Linked DNA regions of Homo sapiens: region 2 is linked to region 1. Evidence: read pairs that join two places in POLR2A ChIA-PET (ENCODE). Cell type or tissue: GM12878. All regions are shown on one strand. Links, peaks and the distances in the headings refer to the core of each region. The heading gives the core; the rest is flanking DNA. Region 1 overlaps MTF2 (metal response element binding transcription factor 2). Region 2 holds the start of LOC107985521 (a long non-coding RNA gene).

Region 1 (11,995 bases), core at 3,996-11,995:
TACTTTTGACCCTGGGGTGATTACAAAAGTTTTCACCTTATATAACCAAGATAGAAAATAAGAGAAAACAGATTAAGAAAATTAGAGGACCAATCAGAAATATCCAACATGTGAAAACAGAAAAAAAGTGGAGAAAAAATTATCAAAGTAAAAGAAAACATCCCAGTACTGAAAGAAGTAACCAGATTGAAAAGGCCACAAGTGTCCAGCAAACTGAACAAAAAAAACCTGTTCTAAGAAAATCAAGGACAAAGATACTACGTTTACAAAGAGATAAAAGGGCAACTAACAAGGGACTGAGAATAATAATCATTATAGCAATATTACAAGTCAGAAGACAGTGGAACTATTCACTTAAAAATCTGAGTGAAAAATAAATTCTGGGTGAAAATCAACCTTATAACCAGTCAAATTATCAATCAAGGGACTAAAAAGAGTAAGTAAAGCTGGGCTACAGTGGCACACTCCTGTAGTCCCAGCTACTCCAGAGGCTGAGGCAGGAGGATCGCTTGAGCCTAGTTCAGGGCTGTAGTGTACTATGATCATGCCTGTGAATAGCCACTACACTCCACCCTGGGCAACACAGAGAGACCCTATCTCTAAAATGTATTTTTTTAAAAAAAGAGTGTATGTGTATGAAAATTAGAACATTTTCAGCCATATAAAGTATTTAAAGATTTATCCCCCAAGCACACTTTATTTGAGCTTAATAAAACTAAACAGAGGGAGTAAACCAAATAAAAGGCAGGCACGGAATGCAAGGTATGTCACACAGAAGGGAAGAGAAAGGAATTCCCAGGATGGTGGTAAAGGAAAGCCCCAAGACAACTTCCATGCAGCAGGTCTAGAGAACCAGTCCAAATTAGAGCAGAACTCCAGAAGAACTCCAGGAGGATATCTCTAAGAAAAATAAATGGCACTGATAAATTAGATGACAGATTGACATTGTGGAAAAGTGCACTGTGAGACATTTTGTGGAACTGAAGATGTATGAAGATTTTAATGTTCAAAGAAAACTAGGCAAATTTTGTTTTTTAATGAGGCAATTTTTAAACATAGTTGTATAAGAAAAAAATGTAAATCTAGAAATAACAGCTAACAAGTATTTGACACTATTTTAAATTTTTTTTTTTTTTGAGACAGAGTCTCACTCTGTCGCCCACACTGGAGTGCAGTGGTGTGATCTCAGCTCACTGCAACCTCTGCCTCCCGGGTTCAAGCGATTCTCCTGCCTCAGCCTCCCAAGTAGCTGGGATTACAGGTATGTGCCACCACGCCTGGCTAATTTTTTGTATTTTTAGTAGAGACAGGATTTCACCGTGCAAACCAGGATGATCTCGATCTCCTAACCTCGTGATTTGCCCGCCTTGGCCTCCCAAAGTGCTGGGATTACAGGTGTGAGCCATCGCACCCGGCCTCTAAATTCTTTACAAGCATTAACTAACCCTCACCACTACTTTGTGGTACCATATTCTACGTGGTTCTTCATATGTAAACAATTTTTATATACTCACAAATGAAAACAGTTTAAAATGTTTTATATAACTATACTGAAAGAATGAGGAGAGAAGCAATGAATTTCTTTCTCATCTAACATGTTTATAGAGAAAGCTTTCTCTATAACATTATGTTTCATCTAACATTATGTTACAGAGAATATATTTATAGAGAAAGCTTACCCCCTTATTCCTCTCCTCATTCATTCTCATCTAACATTATAAAAAATATATAAAATTGATGAATCTAAATGCAGTGCTATTTTATTTAGAGATATAAAGAATTAGCTAAGGGTTAAAAGTTATTGCCTCTAAGGAGTGGGAAGGGGCGGAGGGAACAGAAAAGAAACTACATTGTTTTGGTAAAAAAGCCTTTTAATTTCAAAATTATCTGATTTTTAAACTTTTAGCAAGTAGCATGCCATTAAATATTCCAAATTTACTTTTTAAAAGATAGAAAATGATAAAAGCAGTGAAGACAAACCAAAAGCAGTGAAGACAAACCCTTGGTAACATCAACATCTATGGTAGTGTTTCAAAAGGATATTTTCTGAATACTAGTTCTAAAGAATGTTAATAGTTGGTATGTGAAAAAACTGTTTCAATAACCAATTAATATCCTCAGAGATATGAGAAAATATTACATCCATGAAATAATAAGGAGCTCTAAGAAATAAAATTATAGCCAAAATAAAAATTTCAAGAGAAGAAAAACCAAACATATATAATAAGAGAAAACAGATTAAGACAACCAAAGGCTCATCTAAGACATCCAGCACATGAAAACAGAAAAAAGGTGGGGAAAAAATTACCAAAGAAAAAGTAGAAGACGACATCCCAGTAACCAGGTAAACTGTGGGGCTTTTTCACAAAAGGACTTCTTGGAGATTTTAATATGTTAAGAAATACTTTATATATAGTTTTCTCTGACATGAGACAACAGAAACTCCACACTCCCTTTCCTTAAAACAGCTCAAGAAACAATTGTTTTAATAAGGCAGTGGTTCTCAACTCAAGTCCATAAACCAGTACTGATCTACAGCAAAGTAAGAAAAGCAAGAACAATGTATTCAGTATTTAATTAAGTTAGTTAACTTAAAAGACCACTCTGTATTTTGAGGGCATATCCTTCTTATATTCTTAAATGTAAGTATCTTTTATGCAATGATGGTGGTCACAGTTTAAAACATTCTTACTTTCTAAAATGAAACGTTGGCAATCTTGTCAGTACACTATCTCCACCCCACCAGTTAATGGTTCATGAAAGGTAAGTATAGGAATCTCTGGAAAACTCTTATTTGAATGATGGACAAACAACTCCAGAGGGGCTAAGCACAGTGGCTGTCACCTATAATCCCAGCACTTTGGGAGGCTGAAGTGGGAGGATTGCTTGAGGCCAGAAGTTAGAAAACTAGTCTGGGCAACATGGCAAGATCTTGTATTGCCATGTTTTAAAAATGTTTTAAATACAAAATTTAAAATGCTTTTTTATAAAAGTATCCTGAGGAAAAGAAGTCACCAGAGAAATACAAGGATAACCCAGAGAGTAAAATATTACCAAAAAAATGAGAAAATACAACTAAGTAGTAGTATACCAGATGTACCAGACGGGTTAAGTAAAATGAGTAATAAAAACTGTTTATTGAATATAACAATTCAAACGTCACATACGAGCACTGACTTCAAATGCCAGACTGCATGGGGTTTAGAAGTGAGGACTAACAGGCTGAGTTTAGCTTATTCTAAAAGTTTAGCTCCTCAAAAAGGTCAAAAAAGTTTTAGGGGCAAAAAAATGTTTGAACATTCATACAAGCTACAAGGTTACAAAAATGGAGAAGTTGTTAAAACTAGGAAAAATAGGCTGGGTGCGGTGGCTCACGCCTGTAATCCCAGCACTCTGGGAGGCCGAGGTGGGCGGATCATGAGGTCAGGAGATCGAGACCATCCTGGCAAACACGATGAAACCCCATCTCTACTAAAAATACAAAAAATTAGCCAGGCATGGTGGCGGGTGCCTATAGTCCCAGCTACTTGGGAGACTGTGGCAGGAGAACGGCATGAACCTGGGAGGCAGAGCTTGCAGTGAGCCGAGATCGTGCCACTGCATTCCAGCCTGGGTAACACAGTTAGACTCCGTCTCAAAAAAAAAAAAAAAAACTAGGAAAAATAACGTAACCAAGAATATTCATATTCCAACAATCCTACTCTCTTACTTTCATACACTGATGATTAAACCTGAATCTTCTGTGTAAAAGATATATTAAAAGTACAGTCAGTCAGGCACAGTGGCTCATGCCTGTAATCCCAGCACTTTGGGAGGCCAAGGCAGGCAGATCACCTGAGGTCAGGAATTCGAGACCCTCCTGGCCAGCATGGAGAAACCCCCATCTCTACTAAAAATACAAAAATTGGCCAGGCGCAGTGGCTCACGCCTGTAATCCCAACACTTTGGGAGGTCAAGGCAGGCAGATCACCTGAGGTCAGGAATTCAAGACCCGCCTGGCCAGCATGGAGAAATCCCCATCTCTACTAAAAATACAAAAATTGGCCAGGCATGGTGGCTCACACCTGTAATCCCAGCACTTTGGGAGGCTGAGGCGGGTGGATCACGAGGTCAGGAGATGGAGACCATCCTGTCTAACACGGTGAAACCCCGTCTCTACTAAAAATACAAAAAATTAGCCGGGCGTGATGGCGGGTGCCTGTAGTCCCAGCTACTCAGGAGGCTGAGGCAGGAGAATGACGTGAACTCGGGAGGCGGAGCTTGCAGTGAGCCGAGATCGTGCTACCGCGCTCCAGCCCGGGGGACAGAGCGAGACTCCATCTCAAAAAAGAAAAAAAATTAGCCAGGTGTGGTGGTGCACACCTGAGATCCCAGCTACTCTGGAAGCTGAGGTTGCAGTGAGCAAAGATTGCGCCACTGCACTCCAGCCTCGGTGACAGAGTGAGACTCTGTCTCAAAAAAAAAAAAAGGAAAATCAAGCTATTAATACTGGGGAGGCTGAGACAGGAACATCCCTTGAGGCTGGGAGTTCAAGACCAGCCTGGGCAACATAACGAGATCCCCATACACAGACACAATCTCTAAAACAATGAAAATATTAAGCCAGGCATAGCGGTGAGAGCATGTAGTCCCAACTACCTGGGAGGCTGAAGTGTGAAGATATCCTGGGCCCAGGAGTTCAAACGCTACCGTGATACAGTGAAGTACGAGAGCTGTGATTGTACCACTGCACTCTTGAGAGGCTCCATCTTTCTTTTTTTTTAAAGGCAGAATCAAACAATTTTCTAGAAATTTACAATCTAATAACTCCATGTAAACAAGTGGAATTTGCATTTTGAATTACAATTGAAAGTAAACATTTTGCTCATCACTGGAACTCTAAAACTTTTCAAGGTATGGCATAAAGTAGGGACTTAAAAATCTCTCTTGAATAAACTAATCAAAGTCTGTATTTATCAATACACACACTAGTAAGTAAATCCTCCATTTATCAAGCAAATATCACTATCCTATAAAAGCACATATTCTATTACAGAGACCCAAATTTATTTATGTATTTATCTAGAATTAAAAAGCCAAAAAAGCTCTTACAAATTTTACTTAATTTCACCTCACTTGAAAATTGCAACTAAAAGCAGAGGCAAATTCTCCTCCCCAACCTCAAGTTCAGCCTGAGCCCCCTAGAATTAAAAATAGCTTAACCACCTAACAGGTTAGAGAATGAACAGAGGTGTTTACAATGTCAGTGACTGTGGCTTTAGTACTCTTCATGAAATTACAGAAAATATTTTTAAATATCTTAAAATGTACGATAAAAAGTCAGTTTTATAGAACATCTTTGTATGTTTGTGTTTCTACCAAAAGCATGTATTTTTGTGATCACAAAAAAACTTTTATAAACTATAAAAAATACAGATCTTAAGATTTTTTTAAAAATTGTAAATGAGGTTGGGCATGGTGGTTCATGCCTGTAATCCCAGCACTCCACTCTGGTAGGCTGAGGCAGGCAGATCACTTGAGGTCAGGAGTTCCATACCAGCCTGGCCAACGTGGTGAAACACCATCTCTACCAAAAAACACAAAAATTAGCCAGGCACGTTGGCACACAGCTGTAATCCCAGCTACTTGGGTGGCTGAAGCATGAGAATTGCTTGAACCCAGGAGGCAGAGGTTGCAGTGAGCCGAGATCGCACCACTGCATTCCCGCCTGGGCAAGAAAGTGAGATTCTGTCTCAAAAAAAAATTGTAAATGACACTGTTAAATATAATATATCAAGTATTTTCAAAATGGTAAATACCAAACATTTAGAAACAGTAATAGATTTCAAAAATATATCTGATTTTTTTAAAAGCCAATATGACAACTGGTAAAATCTTTACATCACAATACCCATAGCCATCTAAATTATTTGTGCAAAAGGAATCCTTGATTATATTATCTCACATATACAATGAATAATAAAGAAAGGTTAACTACAGACTTAAAACACCAAAACCAACAAGGCCACTAATATACATTAAAACCACAGATAAATGTGAATTAAGTACAGGTACATACATTCATGTTCAAGTCCAGAATTTATAAAGTTGATTACACTACATAAAATGAGCCTCCACTAACAATTCAGGCAAGGATGAACTGGAAAGTTCAGCGTTGTCATTATAATCCTGCAGACTCTGGTCCTAAGACCAACGAGAAAAAAATAAGAGAACTGAGGGGCTCTTGCTGCAAGCCACTAACTATACCCTAGAGTTTTAAAAGTTCCAATTACTATAAACAAAAGTATGAACTGGATCTTTGGTAGGTAGTAGAGCATATGGATGATAAGGGCTTGAAAATATCTTCATCTTGCTATACTGCTTAACTTTCTCAAAAGCATTCATATCTCATTTTCTCCTCCTAATAATGCCATAGAATAGGAAGGGAAGACTACTGTTTAACAAGTGAAAAATCTGGAACTCAGAAGTAAAATTACTTCCTTAAAGTTGTAAAGAAAGATAGGTAATACCTGGCTCTACTATGGTAAACCCCAGTTAAGTGATACTATTTCTGAGACAAAGTTATTCTAGATATTTGTCACCTTTGGATCCCAATTATGAACCGAGGTCACATACAGTGGGGAAGGCCAAGAATATTTTCAGATTTAGCAACTGGTGAATGAAATCAGGCCATTCACTGCCAGTATCGACAGTATCCAGCCTCTTGTCCACAGTATATTTTGCCATTAAGGCTTTTTTTTTTTTTTGAGACAGAGTCTCACTCTGTTGCCCAGGCTGCCATGCAATGGTACCATCTCCGCTCACTGCAACCTCTGCCTCCTGGGTTCAAGCAATTCTCCTGCCTCAGCCTCCTGAGTAGCTGGGATTACAGGTGCGTGCCACCACGCCTGGCTAATTTTTGCATTTTTAGTAGAGATGGGGTTTTACCGTGTTGGTCACGCTGGTTTTGAACTCCCGACCTCAGGTGATCCACCCACCTCGGCCTCCCAAAGTGCTGGGATTACAGGCGTGAGCCACCACACCCAGCCTTAAGGCCTTTTTTATAAGTCTAACTGAAGTCATCTATCAGTGATGAAATGATGCATTCCTACAGATGGTTCAACTTGGTTGTTAAGTGTCCTCAGATACTAATACAAGTTGAGCATCCCTAACCTGAAAGTCCAAAATCTGAAATGCTTCAAAATCTGAAACTTTCTAAGCATCAACCACACATGAAAAATTCCACATCTGACCTCGTAACAGGTTGTAGTCAAAACGCAGGTGGCACAACACAGTTTATTCAGTGTCCCGAACGAAAAAATAAGCTTTAGACTAAGCATACAACGTGTGTATGAAACATAAATGAATTTTGTGTTTAAACTTGGGTCTCATCCCCAAGACATCTCATTTGTATATGCAAATAAGCCTAAAATCCTAAAACCCTTCTGGTCCCAAGCATTTCAAATAAGGGATATTCAACCTGTAGCTGTCTGCCCAATTTTGAAACAACAAGAAAAAGTTCAAAGACAGCTGCCTGTAGTATACATTTTCAAAGCTCTGTATTTATCACATAGATAAATACAAAAGGACTTTATAAATAGTTCTTCAAACACCAACAAAACTGGGAAACTAACATAATTACTAGGCTGAAAAAGCTACAAGTCAAATATGATATATTAGTTTTCTTCTCCCACAGGAATATGTCTTTGCATCTCAAGATTCACCCGGGGCTGCCTATCAATTATTCACAAACCAAGATCTTTTCCACCCAAGGCATTCATACATATTGTACCTACTACCAAAATTGCCCTTCTTCCTCATCTTTTTTTTTTTTTTTTTTTTGAGACAGTCTCGCTCTGTCACCCAGGATGGAGTGCAGTGGTGCAATCTCAGCTCACTGCAGCCCCCGCCTCCTGGGTTCAAGTGAACCTCAGCCTCCTGAGTAGCTGAGATTACAGACATGTGCCACCACACCTGGCTAAATTTTTTGTATTTTTAGTAGAGACAGGGTTTCACTATGTTGGCCCAGCTGGTCTCAAACTCCTGGCCTCAAGCGATCCGCCCGCCTCAGCCTCTCAAAGTGCTAGGATTACAGGCGTGAGCCAATGCACCCGGCCTCCTCCTTCATTATTTACATAGTTGATCCTTCCTTCTAAGCATAGTCATGTGCTACACAGTAAAACTTTGGTCAACGACAGATTACATATACAGCAGTGGTCCCATAAGATTATAATGGAGCTGAAAAATTCATATTACCCAGTGACTTTGTAACCACTGTAATGCAATGCTTTACAATGTGTTTGCAGTGATGTTGGTATAAAACAAACCTACTGCACTGCCAGTAGCATAAAGTCTTGCACATATACTCATTATGTACAATACATAATACTGATAACAAACGACTGTGTTACTGGTTTATGTATATGCTATTTAGTTGTCCCTTGGTATCCACAAGGCACTGGTCACAGAACCTCCTGAGGATACCAAAATCCACAGATACTCAAGTTCTGCAGTGTGACCCATAGAACCTATGGATGCTAAAAGTTGGCCCTGGCTGGGCCCAAGTGGCATGCCTGTAATCCCAGCACCTAAGGAGGCCAAGGCAGGAGGATTGTTTGAGGCCAGGAGTTCAAGAATAGCATGGGCAACATACCAAGACCCCGTTTCTACAGAATATTTTAAAAATTAGCCAGGTGTGGTGGCATGCACTTGTAGTCCTAGCTACTCAGGAGGCTGAGGTGGAAGGATCACTTGAGCCCGGGAGTTTGAGGGTACAGTGAGCTATGATCACGCCACTGCACTCCAGCCTGGGCAACAGAGAGACCCTGTCTCTTTTAATGAAGAAAAAAAAAAAAAAAAAAAGGCCGGGTGCAGTGGCTCACGCCTGTAATCCCAGCACTTTGGGAAGCCACGAAGGGCGCATCATGAGGTCAGGAGATCGAGACCATCCTGGCCAACATGGTGAAACCCCGTCTCTACTAAAAAATACAAAAAAATTAGCCGGGCATGGTGGTGGGCATCTGTAGTCCCAGCTATTCATGAGGCTGAGGCAGGAGAATGACATGAACCTGGGAGGCGGAGCTTGCACTGAGCCGAGATGGTGCCACTGCACTCCAGCCTGGACTCCGTTTCAAAAAAAAAAAAAGAAAGAAAGAAAAGAAAAAAGGTAATGTAATTAGGATCCATAACTATACTATAATGACAATGCTTTGAAATTTTAAAAGTATTTTTAGTACTAGATAAGCACTTCACAAACTACCCTTCTATCTCCCTGATTATGGGAGAATTCTTTAACTACTATCAAAAAATCCTCAGAACTGAGAATCAACAGAGGGGCTCAAGTACTGATAAGAACTTTAAATTAAATGAGGATAGGAGAAAGTGATGCTTTATCTTATCAAGGAAAATGGTTTACTTTGTTTCTATATGTTCAAAGTATTTCTTTTAATACTTACATTTTTAAAGACAGGGCCTTGCTCTGTCACCCAGGCTGGAGTGCAGTGGCACATCATAGCTCTCATAGTTCACTGAAGTCTCAAACTCCTAAGCTCAAGCAATCCTCCTACCCAATCCTCCTGCCTCAGCCTCCTGAGTAGCTGGGACCACCGTGCCTGGCTCAGGAATAAATTTAACAGAAGAAGTTCGAGAATTGTACAATGAAAACTACATAATATCAGAGAAAGAAATTAAATAAGATCTATATAACTGGAAAGGCATCCCATGTTCATAGATGTTAATAATATTAAAATGGCAAGTCTTCCCAAATCAATCTATAGATTCAATACAATACCTACCAAAATCCCAGCTGCGTTTTTTTGCACAGACTCACAGATTGATCCTAAAATTTACATGGAAAAGTGAAAGGAACCCAGAATAGCCAAATTGTTTTTTAAAAAGAAAAAAACTTGAGGACTCACAACGTCCCAATTTCAAAACTTACTATGAAGTAATGGTAATTAAAATATTATGGTACAGTCCTAAGTACAGACACATAAATCAATGGAATAAAACTGGGATCCAAGAACAAACTTTTACATGTATGGTTAATTTATTTTTGACAAGATTGTCAAACACAAGTCAATGAGGAAAGAATTAGTTTTTTTTAACAAATGGTACTAGAAAACTGGTATCCACATGCAAAACACTGAAGTTGGACCCCTACCTCACACCATATATAAAAAATTGACTCAAAATAGATGACGGACCTAAATGTAAAAGCTAAAACTATAAAGCTCTTTAGATACGGCATCAAAAGCATAAGCAAAAAAAAAAGGAATAAATTGAACTTTATCAAAATTAAGAATATTTGTGCTTAAAAGGACACCATCAGGAAAGTGAAAAGATAATGCACAGGATGGGGGAAGAAAAGTCTGCAAATCATATCTGATAACAGGCTTGTATCCAAGAATAAAAAGACAGTCCCATTTTTTAAATGAGCAAAAGACTTAAATAGACAGTTCTCCAAAGAAGGTATACAAATGGCCAACAAGTATGTGGAAAGATCCTCAATATAATTAGCCATAAGTGAAATGCAAATCAAAACCACAATGAAATACCAATTCAAACCCTAGGATGGTTATAATCAAAAGATAGACAATAATAAGTATCAGTGAGGATGTGGATAAACTGGTGAGATAATCACTCACCAGATAATCGCTAGTGAGCTTGTAGAATGGCACAGCCTCTTTGAAAAACAGTTTGGCAGTTCCTCAAAACACTAATCCGAGTTATCATCTGACCCAGTAATTTCACTCCTAGATATGTGTACCCAAGAGAAATGAAAACATGTTCACCCAAACCCTATACATGAATGATCACTGCAGCATTACTTACAATAGTCAAAATGTGGGAACAACCCAAATGTCCATCAACTGATGACTAGACAAACAAAAAAAGGTATATTCATATAATGAAATATTATTTGACCCTAAAAAGATATGAAGTGACTATAAATGCTACAACATGGCTGTTCCATGAAAACATTAACGATATAGTTTGGATTTTGTGTGCCCGCCCAAATATTCCGTCAAATTGTAACCCCCAACATTGGAGGAGGCCCCTGGTGGGAAATGACTAGATCATGCAGGCAGATTTTCCCCCCTGCTGTTCTCATGATACTGAGTTCTCTGGTTGTTTAAAAGCATGTGGAGCCGCCCCCATCTCTAATCCTCCTGCTGTGGCCACTTCAAGGGGGCCACTTCAACAGGAAGTTTCCTGAGGCCTCCCCAGCCATGCTTCCTGTATGGCCTGTGGAACCGTAAGCCGATCAAAATTATTTTCTTTATAAATTACCCAGTCTCAGTTATTTCTTCATAGCAGTACAAGAATGGACTAATATAGTCATGCTAAGTGAAGGAAGCCAGACATAAAAGGCCACATATTGTACTACTCCATTTACATGAAATGTCCAGAACAGGCAAATTTATAGACACAGAAGGTAGATTAGTGGTTGCCAGAGGATAGTGGATAGGTGAAGGGGACTGACTGTTAATGGATTAAGATTTTCTTTTCTTTTTGGGATGATGAAAATATTCTGAAATTAGGTATGGTGATGGCTGCACAACTTTGTGAGTATACTAAAAAAAATCACTGAACTGTACACCTTCAAAGAATGCATGTGAATTATGTACATATAACTATAGTATATAAATTATATCTCAATAAAACTTATTAACAACTGTACAGTTAAGATTTGTGCATTTCAATATATGTAAACTTCACCTAAAAATAAACCTTTAAAAAATAATAAAAACAATGGGCTGGGCACAGTGGCTCAATCCCAACACTTTAGGAGGCCACAGCAGGAGGACTGCTTGAGGCCAAAAGTTCATGACCAGCCTGGGCAACACAGTAAGATCCCGTCTCCACAAAAAAAATTAAAAATTTAAAAATTAGCCAGGTGTGGTGGTGTGCACCTGTAGTCCTAACTACTCGGCAGGCTAAGGCAGGAGGATCACTTCCGCCCAAGAGTCTGAGGCAGCAGCAAGTTATGATAGCACCACTTCACTCCAGCCTG
Region 2 (15,107 bases), core at 3,619-11,618, 130 kb before region 1:
AAAACAATGTTCAAGGTGTCATGTAATATTATATTAGAATGACTGTAATATTAATAATTTATTCTTCTGATTCCCTAAAAATAAAAGAATTAGAATTTTAAGGTATATTCTATTTTGCATTGAAATGTTTGCTCTTTAAAGAAAATAAAATTGGAATTTACATTTTATTGGAAATACTTTTTTATATCAGATACATAAAAGATATTATTTTGGCCAGGCACAGTGGCTCACACCTGTAATCCCAGCACTTTGGGAGGCCGAGGTGGGTGGATCACTTGAGGCCAGGAGTTCAAGGCCAGCCTGGCCAACATGGTGAAATCCCATCTTTACTAAAAATACAAAAATTAGCCAGGCATGGTAGTGCATACCTGTAATCCTAGCTACACAGGAGGCTGAGGCACAAGAATTGCTTGAACCCAGGAGGCAGAGGTTCAAGTGAGCCAAGATTGCGACACTGTACTCCAGCCTGGGCAACATGGGGAGACGCTGTCTCAAAAGAAATATATATATATATATATATTTTGTCCTACATCTCATGCTTCTTAAAAAAAATCACTTGAAATATATGCTATATATAAAGTAAATGTTAATTTACCTCTTCAGATTTCTTCTTTAACTGTTTTTCAAACTTTTCCTTATTTCCTTCCAATTGATTCAAATGCAAGACAAGTTCTTCCTTACAAATTTCCAATGCTGAATCTAGTTGCCTAACCTAAGCAGGAAAAAAAGCAAAAAAAAAAAAAAAACACAAAACGATATACTCAATATTTTACAGATTTATCTCCTAATGTTACCTGACTGCTTCAAATAGTGAATATACAGTCCTACTTAGGATATAAAATGCCATTATAGAAGATATTTATTGAGTAAACTAATTCTTCATTGCAAATGAGGAAACCAAAGAGAAAACCAAGGTATGGAATCCTGAAGAATAAACAAGAGTTGGACAAGTTTAGAAGGGCATTCCAGGAAAAGGGAGTATGCTCAGAAGCAAGGCCCTGCGAAAGGGAGTGGTGAGAAGTTGGCAAAAGCCTAGGGTAGTAAGAAGATGAATTTGTAGGAAATGGTTATTTGGGAGCCACAATTGACAAGATAAACTAGGGCCAACTGTCAAGAACCTGTAGGCCAAACACTCTAAAAACTTTTCTTTAAAAGGTAAGTGGTATTTAAACCTACTTCTTAAGCCTCCTTGAATAAGAAAAATAGGAAAGTGAGTACAAACTAGCATACTGTTAATGATGCTTAAGTGAGATTTTTTTTTTTTTTTTGAGACAAAGTCTTGCTGTGTAGCCCAGGCTGTAGTGCAGTGGTGCGATCTCGGGTCACTGCAACCTCTACCTCCCAGGTTCAAGCAATTCTCCTGCCTCCGCCTCCTGAGTAGCTGGGATTACAGGTATGCACCACCATGTCTTGCTGATTTTTGTATTTTTAGTAGAGAGTGGGTTTTGCCATGTTGGCCAGACTGGTCTTAAACTCCTGACCTCAGGTGATCCACCCGCCTTGGCCTCCCAAAGTGCTGGGATTACAGGTGTGAGCCACCTTGCCTGGCCTTAAGTGAGAATATTTTGAAATGCTGAAGTTACTAAGAAAATAATTTGTCAGCTAGAAAAAAAGAAGTGAAACCTTCTTTGCTTTGAAACAGTGAAAATATTTTCAGAAAGGCAGCAATTTAACTTGGTCCAAGTGTTCATATAGTTGCCACTGCTTTACTACCTTAATACCAAAGAGCAACTCAAATTTGGTACTTTTCGTTCAAGGCGCACATATTGCATACATGCTCCACATCTCATCTATTAAGATTCTTGTCTTGCTCCTTGTTTTCTTTATTGTAAATTTGAGCTTCTCAATGGTGTTCTTCCTCTTAATGCTAATAATGTTCTAGTAAGCAGTCTTGAAAAAGTGAAAGAAATCTTAGATTTCTTAGCAGATGAAAAAACGAGAAAAACATTCTCTCTTGCAGATTCTATTCTACATCATGAAATTATCTTTGCCACTCTTATTTCTAAAAAGGGAATCTTATAAGATACACAGTTTTTGAACACCACCCTTATAGTCTGTATATGAAATCATTAACAGCTAAAAAATCTGTAATTCTGAATGACTAATTAACATTTGTTTTATGAAAATTATAAATACTTAGAAATTTTCTTTTTTATGAAAGAGAATGGGCATTGGGACTTGTATCATCCTTCACACAGAGAAAATAAATAAAACCTATGATTCTGTCAGAATATCACTACCTAATAGTTAACAGTGTAATAACTCATTTGGGCAAGATTCATCATTAGATATGAAAGCCATTGATTATAAGGTTATTGAGGAACAGGATATTCACATGGCCTCAAAGACTCACCCCAAAGTTAGTTTGCTAATTATCAATGAAAATGTATGCCCTTAAAATAATGAGATCTGGCAGTCATCAAATTAAATAAGGTATATAATCCTGAGAGTGTCTCCTTAAATTTTGTGTCATCACACTTGATTCACTGGGGTGAATCAGGTCTGGGGCATGGCTAGATACTCTTCAAAGCTTCCAGGTGATGCTGATGCTGCTAGTTCACAGACCATGCTTTGAGTAGCAAGGCTATAAAGGACAATTTTAAGTAATTGGGGAAATTTTAGTACGGACAATGTTGAATGATATTACTAACTTAATGTTGACTTTCTCTGTAGTGTAGTGGTGGTGTGGCCATACAGAAGAAATTCTCTGTTCACAGGAGATGCATGTTAAGTATTAAAGGGGTAAAGTATTATGACATCCGTACCTTCTCTCAGGCGGTTTGGCAAAAGGGAGGTGGGTTGGTAGGGACACACACAAGCATGCATGCATGTGTATGTGTAGAGAGAGATAAAGTGAGTGTACCTAGAGTTTAATAGAGTTTAACAGAGAGTGAATCTAGGTGAGGAGTAGACTATTTTTTCAATTTTTTGTGGGCTTGAAATTTTAAAAAATAAATTAGAAATAAATCAATTATAGCTAATAAAAAACTAATTAAAAACCCAAAACATCCGCTACTCTATTGAATTTCTTATTTGAACAGAGTTTGAAAGTCTGAATCTCATACAGATAAACATCTTGCATTGTATACAAACCACTTGCAAATGTGTGTGTGTGTGTGTGTGTGTGTGTGTGTGTGTGTGTGTATAAATAAATGAAATCAAAACAAAAACAAACACCACTCTGCTGAACCAAAGAAGCTCCTCAGGTGCACAATCTGGAGACAACCAGATAGGGCCCTAGGCTATGCATCTTCAAAAAAAGAAGGTAAACTCTTCTTTTATGTTTAAGACTTTTTTGTGGGGGTTTTGGGGAATCTAAAGTAGAAAATAAGAGGAAAACAAAACAAAAGAAATAAAATCTGTAAGTCTAATAAGCACCTTTTCAATTTTCCATTTAACAGCAGGTAACAACTGGTTTAATTTACTGATTTCTTGTTACCAGTTCAGAATTTTATCATCAACCTTTTAGCTTAGTGATACAACTTTAAACTGACCCTTATAACTTTCCTATAGATAAAAAAATTCATATTTCTTTTGCAGAGAACAAGTTGAGGCATGTTGAGAGACATGAACAAAAGTCATGAAAGGAAGGTAGTAATGACATAATCAGGAGAGAAGTAGACTTCAGGCTTCTATTTTGCTGCTATAAATAACTTATGTGTAGAATCAGTCAATATAGCTTAAATCATAGGAATTTGGCTTCTATATTTCTTACTCATTTTGATTTTTCCCCAAACAGCAAACCTGCTAAAGATGTTAAAGGAATAAAATCCAACATCATACTTCATTCTTTTGCTGATTTCTTTTCCATCTCATATCTGGCTATTAACACACGGAAATACCTCACCAGATGACTGCCCAGTTACGTTAGGTAGTTTAATGAAAACCAGGAGTTAAGTGGCTGCATGAGTTTTATCTAATAAAAGTATTTCATGCCTACAATCTCTGTACAGTAATCATTTTTTAATATTAATGAAATTTGGGGCTATTCTTACACAGGGAAATGAACTGACATTGCATTAAATGTTAAGAGTTTTGGTGAATACTACAGGAATATTTATGAATAAACACATGTCTACATGGGCATACACAGTCACAAAATGAATTAAAAACAGAATAGGGAAAAAATAACATCGTATCTTTAAAGCAAATCTTTTATATTCAAGCTACATATGACAGAATAAACGTCATAGCATATTTGGACCTACGTTTAACACTAAAAATGCAAGAGAAAATACTAAATATATAGCAGTTAGTTACAAAACTTCGGGCAACTCAGTATGTGCTAAGCACTTTATATACCCTGTTTCATTTAATTCTCACACTAATGCTCTTCTAGGGTATTGTCATTCCTATTTTGTGGATGAAGAAATTAAAGTTCAAAGAGTTAAATAACCTGGCTAAGGTTACAGTGAGTGGGTAAGCACTTGAAGCCACACTGAAACCCAATTTAACAACAAAGCCCATGTTTTTAACCATGAAGATATACTAGCCAGAAAGCCGTATTTTAGCTAGAAATTCTGGCTTTATCTCAATTAATCTTACAAGCCAACTGATAAAAACAAGCAAAATTGAATCACTTTTAGTTTTCTCTTCCTCCACTTCCTCTGGTAATTTTCTTTTTTTTTGGTAATGTTAATAAGTAGCAATTATAGCTAAAATTTAAAACAATTTTTAGGGTTATAAAAACTGTTTTAAGACAAAAAGAGGCTAGATAACCTGCAAACTAGATGATTAACTATCAAATAATTAAGATCATAATTCGCTCTAAAGAAAATACATTTAAAGGAACTAAGTTCATTGAGTCAGATCAAATCGTCAGCTCTGAATTGCCTTTTATCTGTACAATGTTTACAATTTACAGAGAAAAGTAAAAAAGCCACAAGAATGTCTCCAAATAGAAAAAAATAATTAGCCAGGCATGTTGAAGCACGCTTGTCCTAGCTGCTCAGGAGGCTCATGTGGGAGGATTACTTGAGCTCAGGAGTTCAAGGTTGCAGTGAGTTATCATCATGCCACTGCACTCCAGCCTAGGCAAATGAGAGAGATTCTGTCTGTTAAAAAAAAAAAAAAGGAAAGAAAGAAAAATAAAGTATTAGCATACTAGCCTTGATTGTTTCTTCAGATACTTGGTTCTGTAATGCTTTTAAAGCTTCATCTTTCTTCATATTTTCCTTTTTCATTTCCTAAAAACAGTAAGAAAAGTATAAGTATGCAGATTTGATTAGATTTAAAGGCAAGTTATAGAGACATAAAATATTAGTCAACTTCTAAATAGCACTTTTATAAGGATGATTTTACCCCTTTGCTTTCCGTCAAGAGTCTATCTAGTGATTCAAGATGATGTTGTTTGCATATTATATCTTGTTGCAACATGGACATAGTCTTTTCTTGTTCTTTAAATTGTTGGTCCTTTTTCTCTAGTTGAGCTTCAAGCTAAACATGAAAACAGAATTTTCATATTAAATATTTTAAAATTTTGAAACATTTTAAATATTAAATACATGTGACACTATAATTGAAATTACATAGATTTTTGTATTTTGCCAAATTGTCTTCAGCTTCTCTCTTTTTAAGGAAGAAATGAAATCACTTGCATGAACAGACACTTCTCAAAAGAAGACATATATGTGGACAACAAACATACAAAAAAAAAGCTCAACATTGCTGATCGCTCAAGAAATGCAAATCGAAACCACAATGAGATACCATCTCATGCCAGTCAGAATGGCAATTATTAAAAAGTCAAAAAACAGATGCTGGAGAGGTTGCAGAGAAAAGGAACACTTTTACATTGCTGATGGGAGTGTAAATTAGTTCAACCATTGTGGAAGGCAGTGTGGCATTTCCTCAAAGACCTAGAGGCAGAAACACAATTTGACCCAGCAATCCCATTACTGGGTATATACCCAAAGGAATGTAAGTCATTCTATTATAAAAATACATGCATGTGTATGTTCATTGCAGCACTATTCACAATAGAAAAGACATGGAATCAACCTAAATGCCCATCAGTGATAGACTGGATAAAGAAAATGTGGTACATACATACTATGGAATACTATGCAGCCATAAAAAGGAACGAGATCGTTTCCTTTACAGGGACACGGATGGAGTTGGAAGCCATTATCCTCAGCAAACTAACACAGGAACAGAAAACCAAATACTGCACGTACTCACTTATAAGTGGGAGCTGAATGATGAGAACACACGAAGACATGGGGAGGAACAACACATACTGAGGCCTATAGGGGAGTGGGATGGGAGAGAGGGAGCATCAGGAAGAATAGCTAATGGATGCTGGGCTCAATACCTAAGTGATGGGATGATCTGTGCAGCAAACCACCATGGCACACATTTACCTATGTGACAAATCTGCACCTCCTGTACGTGTACCCCTGAACTTAACGGCTGAAGAAAAAAAGGCAAAATGTAGAAACTAAGAATATAGACCCCTTTACCCCTCCCCCTTTACACTGTCGTTGTCACATGTATTATATCAATATACCTCATCAGTAAATGTTATAATTTCTTCTTTCAACTGCCATAGATATTATAAAAATCCTATATTTACCAAATATTTACTGTTTTTGTTGTTCTTCCTTTATTCCTGAGGTCCCAAGTTTCTCTCAGGTATTTTTTTTCCATGAGGAACTTTCTTTAGCATTCTCTTTTAGAACAAGTCTGCTGGTGACAAATTCTCTATGCGGTCCTTCATCTAAGAATGTCTTTATTTTACCTTCATTCCTAGAGAGTATTTTTGTTGGATATAAAATAGAATGACAGTTTTTTTCTCTTTCAGCATTTAAAAAATGTTGTTCCATCTTCTTATGTCCATAGTTTTTGATGAGAAATCTGCAGTAATTTTAACATTTGTTCCCTTATATGCAGTGTCATTTATCTCTGGGTGCTTTCAAAGTTTTTTGTTTTAGTTTTTGGCAAGGATTTTGATGTGTCTAGAAGTAGTTCTCTTTGATTTTTTTAAATTTGTAAATTTATTTCCTTCATCAAATTTGTGAAGTTTTCAGACATTATTCCTTCAAATATTTTCCTGCACTAATCTCATTCTCTCCTTTGACTCTGAAGACAAGAATATCAGATCTTCCAGGTCCTTCCCCATATATCTCTGAGGCTTTGTTCAATATTTTTATAAATCTTTCTTTTCTTGGAAAAAAAATTTTTTCTCTGTTGCTCAGACTGAATAATATCTATTAATCTACATTCAAGTTCACTGTCTTTTTCCTCTTGTCTGCTCCATTCTTCTGTTAAGCTCATCTAAATTACAGCAGCCCTGTGGTATTCGTGGTTTCACTTTCCACAGTTCAGTTACCTGCAGTCAACCCTGGTCTGAAAATACTAAATGGAAAATTCCACGAATAAACAATTCATACGTTTTGAATTGCAGTTCTGAGCAGCGTGATGAAATCTCATGACGTCCCACTATGTCCAGCTCTGGACAAGAATGATCCATTTTCCATGCTGTATAAGCTACCTGCTCGTTAGTCACTTAGTAGCCATCTTGGTTATCAGATCAACTGCCATGGTATCACAGTGCTTGTGTTCAAGGAACTCTTATTTTACTTAATAATGGCCCCAAAGCAAAAGAGTAGTGATGCTATCTGGATGCAGATCCAATTTGGATATGTCAAAGAGAAGACATAGCATGCTTCCTTTAAGTGAAAAGGTGAAGGTTCTTGACTTAATGAGGAAAGAAAAAAAACTGCATGCTGAGGTTGCTAAGATCTACAATAAAGAATAAATCTATCCATGAAATTGTGAAGAAAAATAAATTCATGCAAGTATGGCAGTTGTACCTCAAACTACAAAAGTTACAACCACAATGCGTAAGTGCTTAGTTAAAATAGAAAAGGCATTAAATTTGTAGGTGGAAGGCATTAACAGAAAACATGTTCCAACTGACTGCAATGTGTTGCACCAGAAAATATTGAGTATATATTAAGACTTCAGCAAAGATCCCCTGAAACAAGTGACACCAAGTCATTTACTGCAAATAAGGGATGATTACACAGATTCAATAATAGGGTTAGACTGAAAAATATTAAAATTATTGGAGAAGCTGTGTCTGCTGATGAAGCAGCTGCTGTCACATTTCCAGCAGAGATGAAGAAGCTAAGGAGAAAAGATACCATCCAAAGCAAGACTTCAATTGCAGCGAAACTAGGCTGTTCTCAAAGATGACTCACAGAACCTACATTCATAAAAGTGCAAAGGAGGCTGGGCGCAGTGGCTCACACCTCTGCGTGAGCCAGGCACATTGGGAGGCTGAGCCAGGCAGATCACGAGGTCAGGAGTTTGACATCAGCCTGACCAACATGGTGAAACCCCATCTCTACTAAAAATACAAAAATTAGCCAGGCTTGGTGGCGCGCACCTGTAATCCCAGCTACTCAGGAGGCTGAGGCAGGAGAATCACTTGAACCCAGAAGGCGGAGACTGCAGTGAGCTGAGATCACACCATTGCACTCCAGCCTGGCCGACAGAGCGAGACTCTATCTCAAAAAAAAAAAGTGCAAAGGAGGCACTAGGGCATAAGAGAGAGAACACACTTTTATGAGAACAAGTTTTCACATAACTTTTATGACAGTATTTTGTTACAATTGGTCGATTTTATTAGAATTCTTGCTAATCTCTTACTGTGTCTAATTTATAAATTAAGCTTTATAATAGGTATGTATGTATAGGAAAAAATATATAAGGTTCAGTACTATCTGTGGTTTCAGGCATTCACTGAAGGTCTTGGAATGTCTCTCCCATGGATAAGCAGGGACTACTGTATCTATTTTTTTTTACTGTGTCTTGCATTTTTGGTCTCAAATTTTCTTTTCTACTTTTAACCCAAGGTCAAGAGTGCTTCTCTTATTCTGCTTTTTCCTCTCAATCAATCTTCAAGCAACTGATATTTTTAGGGAAATGGAGTCTACAGAATTACTCTTACTTTAATAATGTCAAAAATAATGATTACAGCTGAAACAGAAGGCATACTATATTCTGTTAAAGCACTGAAAAATTATTCAGAAAGATTGGGATTCTAATTACAGCTCTTGCCACTAACTTTTGTGTATCTTTGTGTCCTCGTCTACAAAATAAAAAATGCTGGGGCTAGTAATGTTTAAGTTTCTTTTCAGCACTCATATTCTAAATATGTATTACTTACTCTTTCAATCTGCTTTTCCATTTCTTTATGCTGTTCCAAGTGAATTTTCTTTGCTTTTTCAAAGGCTAAACAAATTTTCTCATGCTCTGTATTAATATTGGTTTCTAGACTCCTTATCTTTTCATTCTTTTCCTAGAAACACAAAACACTTTAAAGGAGTATAATTGATTTGGGAGGCCAAGGCAGGCAGATCGCTTGAATCCAGGAGTTCAAGACTAGCCTGGGAAACACGGCAAGACCCCGTCTCTATGAAAAATACAAAAAATTAGCTAAGTAGATGTGGTGGCATGCGCCTGTGGTCATAGCTTCTGGGGACGCTCAGGGGGAAGCCTGGGAGGACACGGCTGTAGTGAGCCATGATTGTGCCACTGCACTGCAGCCTGAACCACAGAGTGAGACTTTGTCTCAAAAAAAAAGTATAATTGAAAAGCAGTTTTACATAAAAGTACATTAGTCAACCATTAAATATGTCATACTCCATTCTTTAAAGAACCACAGTAGTTTATACTTCAAACTTTAACAAAATGGCTAAAAATACTTTATCAAGACGAGAAGATTTAAACTATTTTAAATATCAAGAAGCATATCAAAGAACTACCATTATCTTCAATCCTATTAGGATAAAAATGAGAAAACGGCCGGGTGCGGTGGCTCACGCCTGTAATCCCAACACTTTGGAAGGCTGAGGCGGGTGGATCACGAGGTCAGGAGATGAGACCATCCTGGCTAACACGGTGAAACCTGTCTCTACTGAAAATACAAAAAAAATTAGCCAGGCGTGGTGGCGGGCGCCTGTAGTCCCAGCTACTCGGGAGGCTGAGGCAGGAGAATGGCGTGAACCCAGGAGGCAGAGCTTGCAGTGAGCCGAGATCACACCACTGCACTCCAGCCTGGGCGACGGAGTGAGACTCTGTCTCAAAAAAAAAAAAAAAAAGAGAAAACTTGGATAACTTGCCATATAAGCCTATTAACTTAAAAATATAAACAAGAAATGATCAGAAGAGTTTAGTAGAATTTATACTTTCCTATATATTTTATAATAATGATGCTAAAACAAATGTGCTGTCACAAATTAAGTGCCTAAAAATCACAGTAAATTTGTAGGAACAAAGATAAGTTTTACCATAAGCTCCTGTTCTAGTTCTGCATTTTTTGCAGCAATAGAGGAATAAGCAACTATCTTTTCTTCCAGCTGTTTCTCAAGAGTTAAAAGTTGAGAACATTTCTTTGTCATCTGAAAACACATTGAAATAAATGTAAAATTATTTTTTAAAGGTAATGATTTTGCATTCTAAGATCAAACACCTGCTCCTCTTTCAAAGTTCAAATACATTGTGTCTAGGTAAATTGGGCAAACTTACAGTTATAAACATTTAGGATGCAAAGTGAATAACTTTTTAACCCACATAATTATAAGTATTTTACAAAATAAGTGACAATTAAGAAGAAAAACAAATACTGAAAACAAAGGATCACTTCTTCTATCTATGTAAAACATAAGTCATTTAATTCAGACCCCTATATCCAAAAAGGACAATACCCTAATCTATTTTTACGTAGCTGTTAAAGACTGAAATAAGTACAATAAAATGTTATCAGCAGTTATTTCTGGTGGTAGAATTATCAATGGTTCATTTTCTTCTTTTTCCCCTTTTATATTAACAAGACTGTGCTATTTTTGTAATTTAAAAAACTTATTAATCCCAGTATTTGGCAATTTCCTAAGTAAACTGGTAGCCATAGTTATAAACTGTCTAAATCTCCATCTTCATTATTAACATAAGTTCCTATCTTATAGTTCTTTTTCCTCAGCCTTGGCTATAGACTTTAAGCTGAGAAAGCAGGTATTTAAAAAGTGTACCTATAGATGACTGCAGCCTCTGGTTTGAAGATCGAGTATAAGATATACACATGTGGTCCTGGTCCACAATTACCTAATGAGGCACCCTTATCCTGTCCTCAGTGAAAATGAAGACAAGATATTCACAAAACACTCATTATCCCCTTTTCAGAATGTAATTCCTTGCGTAGTTGTTTCAGGTTTACATGCAGTTGTTTAAAAATACAGACTCTTTAAACAGCAGAAATACACAAAAAATAAAAATACAGATTCCGGCTAGGTGTGGTGGCTCACACCAGTAATCCCAGCATTTTGGGATACTGAGGTGGGGATCACCTGAAACCAGGAGTTCGAGGCAAGCCTGGGCAACACAGCGACTGTCTCTACAAATAAAAAATAAAAAAACTTAGCTGGACATAGTGACACATGCCTGCAGTCTCAAATACTTGGAAGACTGAGGCAGGAGAATGGCTTGAGCCTAGAAGTTCAAAGCTACAGTGAGCTATGATCACACCACCACACTCCAGACTGGGCAACAGAGCAAGACCCTGTCTCTAAGAAAAAAAAAAAAAAAGAAAAAGAAAAGAAAAAAGCAGACTCTTGTGCCCATATATACTGAATCAGAAATTGCTGGAACAGGACCCAGAAATATGCATATTAAACAGGCTTCCTAGGTGGTTTGGGGTTTGCTAAAATTTGAAATCCTTTATTATCACTCCTTTTCTTCCAACAGCATAATCCAAAGTCTTTATTTATAAATGTATATTAACCATATTAACTTATACTATGGAAGAAATAATAGGCTGCAATGCAATATTATTTCCACCAAATTTGAGACTTTTACCCACTACAGTTTTTCCTACTTTTAATAACTTTAACTTTTAATAAGTTAAAATACAAAGGTTTCCAAATATAATTTTAAAACAATTTATAACTTATGTGGTACCATTTTTTAAAAACTTTAAATCTGGATGTAAACATATAATTTTTATAAAACCCTAAAATAATACCTTTTGTTCTAGTTCAAAAATTAACATATATACCAAGCTAATTCCAAGCTTACTTCACTTTCCAGTTTGCTGGAGTTTGAAGCTTTCTCTAGCAGCTCCTCTTGAATCAGCTGAAACTGACTAGTTCTGTGAGCCATGTTAACCTTCAAATCAGAATTTTCAGCTTCTATTTGTATCAGCTTAGTACGTAGTTCTTCTATTCCAGTAACAAGTCTTTGCCTCTCTTTTTCATATTGCTTGTTCATAGTATGTTGATTTTGATCTTTTACGCTTTCTGCTAATAAACATAAAAGGAAAATTGTTCTGAATAGGACTTCAAGAATAAAAACCTACTTAAATAGTTGAAAGATTTAGTCATAAACAAAGTTTAGTTTCTGATCTAAAGAGTACTAAAAGGGACAGAGAATGAGACATTCATTAAGGAAATCAAAGAATAAGTAATGTGCTCTCTAAATTAAATACGTAACAAAGAGGAGAAAAGTTCTGAATCACTCATTTTTCTAGGTAGCTAAGACTATTCCTTTGTACCAGAAATGTAAGAATCCTTCTCCACCTTTTAAATTCCATTTTTTAATAGAAATCATTGTAAAAATTTTTTTTAAGTTGCCCTGTTTCCTTAAACTGAAGGTAATCATAAAATTTATTTGGACAGTTTGAGATCATTAAGAACATTTTTATGTACTGCACACAGAAGCAGGTTCAAAAGCTCCAAAGAGTGAATCCTTCCCGACCCCATCGTCTTTCTCTCCAAACTAGCTAATGAGAATTCAGTGATGCTTTAAAAAAAATTACTGAGGGTAGCCAGGCACAGTGGCACCTGTTATCTGAGCTATTCAACAGGCTGAGGTGTGAGGATCACTTGAGCCCAATTCAAGACCATCCTGGGCAACATGGCAAGATCCTGTCTCAAAAAAATTACTGAGGGTTATCAGAGGTAGTTACTTGACCATGCCCCTTCTCCACTATAAACATACACATCTCCCACTCCAAGGTAAGTAAGCCTTCAGAAGTGCTTTTAAAAAGCATAATGTAGATGATTACATGAGAACACACAGATGTGGAAACAAGATACACTTTGCCTTCAAGATTTGCATCAGTAGCCATTTCTCATAAATTCTCTACATCTATAATATTTCACTTTCTAGGCTATTTACTTTTTATTGGCTCTGTTCTTGATGTAAAAGAATCTATAACATATTATATTTATTACCACCTCTAATTACTAGTATTCTCAACTTGGAACATTCACCAAGATAGATCATACGCTGGACAATAAACCAAATCTCAAAACATTCTTAAAAATGAAGTCCTATACAGTATGTTCTCTGATCATCATGAATGACACAAAAATATCTGGAAAAACCTCCAAATATTTGGAAATAAAACACACACAGCCTATGAGTCAAAGAGGAAATCACAAGAGATAACTATTTTGAACTGAATGAAAATGAAAATACAACACATTAAAAAAAGTAGTGGAATACACCCAAAGCACCGCTTAAAGGGAAGTTTCTATCCTTAAATACTTAGATGAGAAAAGAAAAGAGGTCTAAAATCAATAATCTAAACTTTAAGAAAAGTTTTGTGGTTTTTTTGGAAAAAAAAAAAAAGAGAGAAAATTAAGCCTAAAAGTTAACTGGGAAAAAGTACAAAGGATCCTGGTGGAGATGTCTTATGTCTTGACTGTGGTGATGGTAACAAGAGTTAAACATTAAAACACAAACACCTGACAAAACGTATCAAACTGTATATTAAAATGGGTGCATCTTAACTGCAGGGGTCCCCAACCCCTGGGCCACGGACTGGTACCAGTCCATGGCCCATTAGGAACTGGGCCACATAGTAGGAGGTGAGTGGCAGGCGAATGAGCAAAGCTTCATCTGTAGTTACACCCACTCCCAATCGCTCGCATTACTGCTGGAGCTCTACCTCCTGTCAGATTAGCGGCAGCATTAGATTCCCACAGGAACACAAACCCTATTATGAACTGCACATGCGCAGGATCTAGACTGCTCACTCCTTATGAGAATCTAATGCCTGATGATCTGTCACTGTCTGCCATGACCCCCAGATGGAACCTTCTAGTTGCAGGAAAACAAGGTCAGGGCTACCACTGATTCTACATTACGATGAGTTGTATAATTATTTCAACATCAATATGATAATAATATAAATAAATTGCACAATAAATGTCATGCGTTTGAATCATCCTGAAACCAACCCTGACCCTGTCCCTGGTCCATGGAAAAAATGTCTTCCACAAAACCAGTCCCTGGTGCCAAAAAGGTTGGGGACCACTGTTCTATTGGATATCAATTTTACTTCATTAACGAATGATACAAAGTCTAATAATTCTGAAATAACTTTTGCTGTCTTATCAGACCACAACTAGTAACAGATTATCAAGTATGTTTGATAATAGAAACCAAACAGTTGATAAATTTGTTCTTTAAAAACTATCATCTGAGAACACATGGAAACATAGAGGGGAACAACACATACTGGGGTCTATCAGAGGGTGGAGGGTGGAAGGAGGGAGTAGATCAGGAAAAATAATTAAGGGGTACTAGGCTTAATACCTGGGTGATGAAATAATCTGTAAAACAAACCTCCATGACACAAGCTTACCTATGTAACAAATCTGCACATGTATCCCTGAACTTAAATTAAAAAAAAAATTTAAATAAAAGTTTTTTTAAAAAAAAACTATCATCCAAAACTCTGAATATAATTTATTAAAATAACTCAATATACTTACCTACTTGATGACCACCTAGCTTTACAGGTTCTGTTTCTAAACTACTTAATTTGCTACTTTCTTGGCTGTCATTACAAGTAATAAGACTCTGAGATAACTGATTTGCAGTCAGGTTTGCATGAAGCTTTTGAATTTCTGCCTCTTTTATTGCAAGCTTAATTCTGGCACAAAAGAAAAGAAGGGAAAAATTATTAGAAAGATTCTATAAAAAAACTCATACTGTACTATTTTTCACCTTTCAAGTTGATTTAAAAAATTAGAATTCTAATATTAGTCAACTCTTTAGGCAGGATATGAAAACTCCCATATACCACTGTAGAATTA

Evidence for each region. ChIA-PET counts read pairs that join two places held together with the same protein. Peaks named below come from ENCODE experiments on the same cell type or tissue, not always from the same donor. Only the 100,000 strongest peaks of a DNase experiment are listed, where the experiment ranks them.
Region 2: POLR2A ChIA-PET joins it to region 1 with 10 read pairs; 6 of 35 experiments call an interaction of 5 or more read pairs at or near these places.

What each region holds. Positions count from the first base shown.
Region 1 is chr1:93,082,323-93,094,317 of GRCh38, reverse strand. All of the region lies in intron 1 of MTF2 (metal response element binding transcription factor 2), which reads right to left. Among named protein-coding and RNA genes, the nearest start is that of MTF2, 9.0 kb to the right of the region's middle. In GM12878, for the core only: no CTCF peak of the experiment used is centred there; no DNase peak of the experiment used is centred there; H3K4me3 peaks cover 3,158 bases; H3K27ac peaks cover 556 bases.
Region 2 is chr1:93,211,938-93,227,044 of GRCh38, reverse strand. CCDC18 (coiled-coil domain containing 18) reads right to left here. Exons shown (of 29, transcript NM_001378204.1): 11 at 14,784-14,944; 12 at 12,079-12,302; 13 at 10,299-10,409; 14 at 9,176-9,307; 15 at 5,302-5,436; 16 at 5,109-5,186; 17 at 596-712. LOC107985521 (a long non-coding RNA gene) reads left to right here and starts at 1,354. Exons shown (of 2, transcript XR_001737683.2): 1 at 1,354-1,393; 2 at 2,674-6,578. In GM12878, for the core only: no CTCF peak of the experiment used is centred there; a DNase peak (open chromatin) is centred at 7,404; H3K27ac peaks cover 831 bases.